Regions from separate parts of the Homo sapiens genome. Here region 1 is linked to region 2. A link is a loop called in an ENCODE intact Hi-C map of the cell type or tissue named here. Cell type or tissue: HCT116. All regions are shown on one strand.

The links. A loop is a pair of places that touch in the nucleus more often than their neighbours do. Peaks named below come from ENCODE experiments on the same cell type or tissue, not always from the same donor. Only the 100,000 strongest peaks of a DNase experiment are listed, where the experiment ranks them.
Region 1: a loop joins it to region 2, with 5 times the contacts of the local background. A loop is called at or near these places in 7 of 110 quality-filtered maps.

What each region holds. Positions count from the first base shown.
Region 1 is chr1:21,231,105-21,233,604 of GRCh38, reverse strand. It overlaps ECE1 (endothelin converting enzyme 1), which reads left to right. Exons shown (of 19, transcript NM_001397.3): 14 at 1-47. Among named protein-coding and RNA genes, the nearest start is that of EIF4G3, 55 kb to the right of the region's middle. In HCT116, a CTCF peak has its summit at 1,442 (motif pointing left); a DNase peak (open chromatin) is centred at 1,464.
Region 2 is chr1:21,572,971-21,575,470 of GRCh38, reverse strand. It overlaps ALPL (alkaline phosphatase, biomineralization associated), which reads right to left. Exons shown (of 12, transcript NM_000478.6): 9 at 1,672-1,806. Among named protein-coding and RNA genes, the nearest start is that of LINC02596, 12 kb to the left of the region's middle. RefSeq lists enhancers at 1-648, 649-1,323. In HCT116, a CTCF peak has its summit at 1,213 (motif pointing right); a DNase peak (open chromatin) is centred at 1,210; H3K4me3 peaks cover 622 bases; H3K27ac peaks cover 660 bases.

The DNA of each region.
Region 1 (2,500 bases), 340 kb after region 2:
TGGAGGGTCACTGCCGATCAGCTCAGGAAAGCCCCCAACAGAGATCAGTGAGTTCCCCCAGGCCCTGCCGGCAAGGTGCCAGCTCCCCACCTGTGGGCAAGCCTTGGGACGAACTGGCCTTCATTGCACCCTCACTGTGCACCCGATCAGCTATCACGAGAGCCGTCTGAAGAGTGGATGCCCTTGTTATCCCACTTTTCAGATGAAGAAACCAAGGGCAAAAGAAGTATGGCCCAGCTAGGAGCTGGGATGGGCTTGAGCCTGCCCAGCCTGTTGGCAGGGTGAGCCTGGCCTCTGGAGCGGAGCCGATCTGGCACCTTGTCTCCGCTCCACTGCTTTGGGATTTGGAGCCTTCATTTCATTTTCCGCAGAATAGGATGGGAGGAGCTGGTTCTGGGGTCCTCATGGCAGTCAAATGTGAGGACCTCTGGGGAGCGCCAGACCCCAAGGAGGCCCCAGCAAGAGCAGCTTTCCCATTGTTCCTCACTACCACGAATGGTGGGATCTCAGGACAGGGAGCCCACAGAGGCCTGGGGAAGGTTCTGGATGGGCTTGACAGCTGTGCTTCCCAAAGCTCACTGCACATCAGAGTCCTCTGGGGAACTTTTTCAAAGATACAGCTTCCTGGCCGGGCGTGGTGGCTCACGCCTGTAATCCCAGCACTTTGGGAGGGCAAGACAGGTGGATCACCTGAACCCAGGAGTTTGAGACCAGCCATGGTCAACATGGCAAAACCCTGTCTCTACTAAAAATACAAAAATTAACCGGGTGTGGTGGCGCACACCTGTAGTCCCAGCTACTCAGGAGTGAGTAGCTGAGGCACGAGAATTGCTTGAACCCGGGAGGCGGAGGTTGCAGTGAGCCGAGATCGTGCCACTGCACTCCAGTCTGGGTGACAGAGCAAGACTCCATCTCAAAAAAAAAAAAAAAATACAGCTTCCTGACCTTAAATCAGGATAACCTAGAATGAGACCTGGTCTTTGTCCTTTTTATTACTGTCTCCTCAGGTCAATCACAGTAGCTCAGGCCTGCAATCCCAGCACTTTGCAGGCTGAGGTGGGCAGATCGCTTGAGCCTAAGACTTCAAGACCAGGTTGGGCGACATAGGGAGATGTGGTCTCTACAAAAAATTTTTAAAATTAGCTGGACGTGGTGGCACGAACCTGTAGTCCCAGCTACTGGGGAGGCAGAGGTGGGAGGATCACTAGAGCCCAGGAGGTCGAAGCTGCAGTGAGTCAAGATCATGCCACTGTACTCCAGCCTGGGCAACAGAGCGAGACCCTGCCTGAAAAAAAAGAAAGAAAGAAAAAAAAAAACTGTCTCCTCAAAAAAATTAGATGTAGTCAGCCCAGTTCCAGTCTTCAGTCCAAGGTCCTTCCATTCCTCAGTGCAAACATTTGGGATAAATCTTAGGGAAGGGTGCAATCAACTTCTCTTTGCCTCTGGTGCCCCCTGGTGGACTATAGGGGTTCAAACATCTCTATTTCCTTCATTTCCAGCCTCCAACCAGGACACCCCGCTATGTACAAGAAGGTGGGCTTTTACCTTCAGAACATGGCATAGGCTCTGTTGCCAGTTTATCTGAAGTATTTTAACTTAGCTTGAATGTTTTTATTTAAATTTCCTTGCCTACCCATTGAAGTATTTGTGATTATTTGAATATAAATATGATGTTTTAAATTCCTCCATATGGCCAGGTACAGCGGCCCACGCCTGTAATTCGAACGCTTTGAGAGGCCAAGGTGGGAGGATCTCTTGAGCTCAGAAGTTTGAGACCAGCCTGGGCAACATGGTGAAACCCCATCTCTACAAAAAATTTAAAAAATTAGCTGGACGTGGTAGCATGCGCTTGAGCCCAGGAGGTTGAGGTTGCGGTGAGCTACAGTTGTACCACTGCACTCCAGCCTGGGCTACAGAGCAAGACCCTGTCTCTAAAATAAATAAATACATAAATAGAGTTCTTGGCCAGGTACGGGGGCTCACACCGGTAATCCCAGTACTTTGGGAGGCCAAGGCGGGTAGATCACTTGAGGTCAGGAGTTCAAGACCAATCTGGCCAACATGGTGAAATCCCGTCTCTACTAAATATACAAAAATTAGCCACGCATGGTGGTAGACACCTGTAATCCCAGCTACTTGGGAGCCTGAGGCAGGAGAATCGCTTGAACCCGGGAGGCAGAGGTTGCAGTGAACAGAGATTGCACCACTGCACTCCAGCCTAGGCAACAGAGTGAGACTCCATCTCAAAATAAATAAAGTTCTCAGTATGTTCCCATGGCTGTGGGGCTCACCTGGAGGAGGCAGAGTGACTGTCTAGGCTCTTAGAGGAAATGTGGTACCCATCTCACTGCACTCCTCACTCACCCTTCCCCTCTGTACCAGAGAAGTCATTGAAATGCCAAATACCTCATGACTATATACCATTACTTTCAAAACCTTTTTTGGTCTTGGGATCCTTCTACACTCAAAAAAATTATTGCTGGGCGCGGTGGCTCACGTC
Region 2 (2,500 bases):
CCGGGAAGCTGTACTCCTCCCACCGCCCCTCCCAGCACTGTCTCTAGCTGCTTGAAGGAGGCACTGAAGCCTTTGGGAGGTAGGGAAGGGGGCACGCTGGAATCCCTACAATGTGCCAGGCACGACACACCCATGTCTCTTTTCCCCTGAACAGCAATGCTGGGCAGAGAGGAATATGATCAGTCCTGTTTACAGATGGAGCAACTGAGGCCTAGTGTGGGGAAGCCCACGGTGGGATTTGCCAGGATGTGAATTCAGGTGTGACTCGTCCTAACCCCGTTTTTCATCTCTACCTCAAATCATCCCCTCTAAAAAGAAAGCACGGAGCTCCCAGAGGTAGTGAAAGTCCCCAGTGCCTGGGCAGTGCCTGTGGCAGGTTCCACAAAGCCCTGCCGAAGCCTGAACCCTCGCAGCCTCCGCCCCCGCTTCCCACCTCCGGGTGAGTGCAGGGGCCTGGCTGGAGGCTTGGCCCAGCAGCCGAGGGCTCTGTGACCTTAAAGGAACACTTCCCTTGCTAACAGGAGGGCGCTGCCTGGTGGACACTCCCAGCTTGGAGGGTCCTGGGCGCCAGGCAGCCCTCTGTTCCCACCAGTCTGAGCCTCGCGGTGGCCCGGCAGGCTGGCAGGGCGTGTCCTCCCTTTGTTGTGGCTCTGGGAGCAGCTAGCCTGGGCGGCCCATCCTGGCCTTGCTCACAAAGGAAACCGCTCCCGGGGGAGCCCGTGCTCACCACCGCTGGTTTCTGGCTGGCTCCTTGGCGTCAGAGGCCTGTTCGGGGCCAGGCCAAGACCGCTGTGCTCGAGTGGGAACCCCGGGGTTTGGCAAGAAAGCAGCCAAGCTGGGCTGGCGGACGCTCACCTCTGGAAGGCGGAGGCGCTGAGCATGTGTGTATGCGTGGGGAGCATATGTGCAAACATGTTCACGTGTGTGCATGTGTGTGTATACATACCGATGTTAGCAGGGCAACATGAGGAACTGCGGTGGGCAAGGGCTGTTAGCACTGGAAGGTTTCTGGAATCTTTATCACTTCCTCACACTTCCTATTGTTCCCGCCTTAACTATTGTGTAGCCATAACAAGGCTAATAATAGAAACACGGTTTATTCTTTACTGGGCCCCGTTCCAAGTACTTTATGTCTCTGAACACAATGGAGGCGAATCACTCTCCAGGAGACAGATGCTATTTTTGGCTTCACATAACAGAAGTGCACAGGTAGAGGTCACACCGCCAGCAGATGGCAGCGCCAGGCCAAGAATTCAGGTCTGTCTGCAAGGCCCCTGGCCGGCGCTGAAAGAGCCTGGGAACATCAGCACACAGCGTGGGAAAGCCGGGGCCTGCGGATTTGCTTTTCTGGGCAGTGAGGCTGAGGGGCTGCTTGCCCCTTCAGGGCCAGGTCCCCAAGAAAGACTACCAAAGGGGAGAAATCTGCCTCCTCTCCCAGGAAGCCTTCCTGGATTGCTGAACCTAACTTGCATCTCCATGCCCAAAGGAGAGCAGCTTGCTGGGCTGGGAGTGTCTACAGTGCCACCCGTCTCCTTCCACAACCTATTCTCCTAAAGGGACCTCTCCCTTCACCCCCAAACCAGTCAGTTCCCTTTAAGAGCTGGACTTCTCCATCCTGACACCAGGGCCGTGTTTCCAGCAGCCCCCTCTCAGCAGACCCGGGGTCCCTACCTTCCACCAGCAAGAAGAAGCCTTTGGGGTTCTTCCGCAGGATCTGGATGGCCACCACCACCATCTCGGAGAGTGACGGGTCCGTCACGTTGTTCCTGTTCAGCTCGTACTGCATGTCCCCTGGCTCGAAGAGACCTGAGGAGGACGCCAGGAGGATGTGGATGCTGAGAGGCTGTGACCCGGCTAGGAGGACTCCAAGGAAGCTGGGGTGTCTCAGGGAATGCAGGCTCCCCACAGCCAGCTTGGGGTAGAGTATGGTGGCTGGGAGGATCCTTATCTGGGTGATTTTTGTGGGCCCAGAATTAGGCCCCCAATTCCTTTTTTTTTCTTTTTTCTTTTTCTTTTCTTTTCTTTTTTTTTTTTGAGACAGAGTCTCACTCTGTTGTCCAGGCTGGAGTGCAGTGGTGCGATCTCGGCTCCCTGCAACCTCTGCCTCCCGGGTTCAAGTGATTCTCCTGCCTTAGCCTCCTGAATAGCTGGGATTACAGACATGCATCACCACACCCAGCTAATTTTTGTTGTATTTTAAGTAGAGACAGGGTTTCACCATGTTAGCCAGGCTGGTCTCGAACTCCTGACCTCAGGTCATCCGCCCACCTCGGCCTCCCAAAGTGTTGGGATTACAGGCGTGAGCCTCCGCACCCAGCCCCAATTCCTTTCATTTTCATTCCCACCACTATGGCGCGGTGGGATCACCATGCCCGTTTCACAGATGAGGAGCACTGAGGCCCAGAGGTGTTCCATAACTTGCTATTGTCAGCTGAGAAGTGGCAGATCTGGGGTTCAAATCCATCAGTCAGTCTGCCTCCAGCCTGCAGGGCTCAGCACA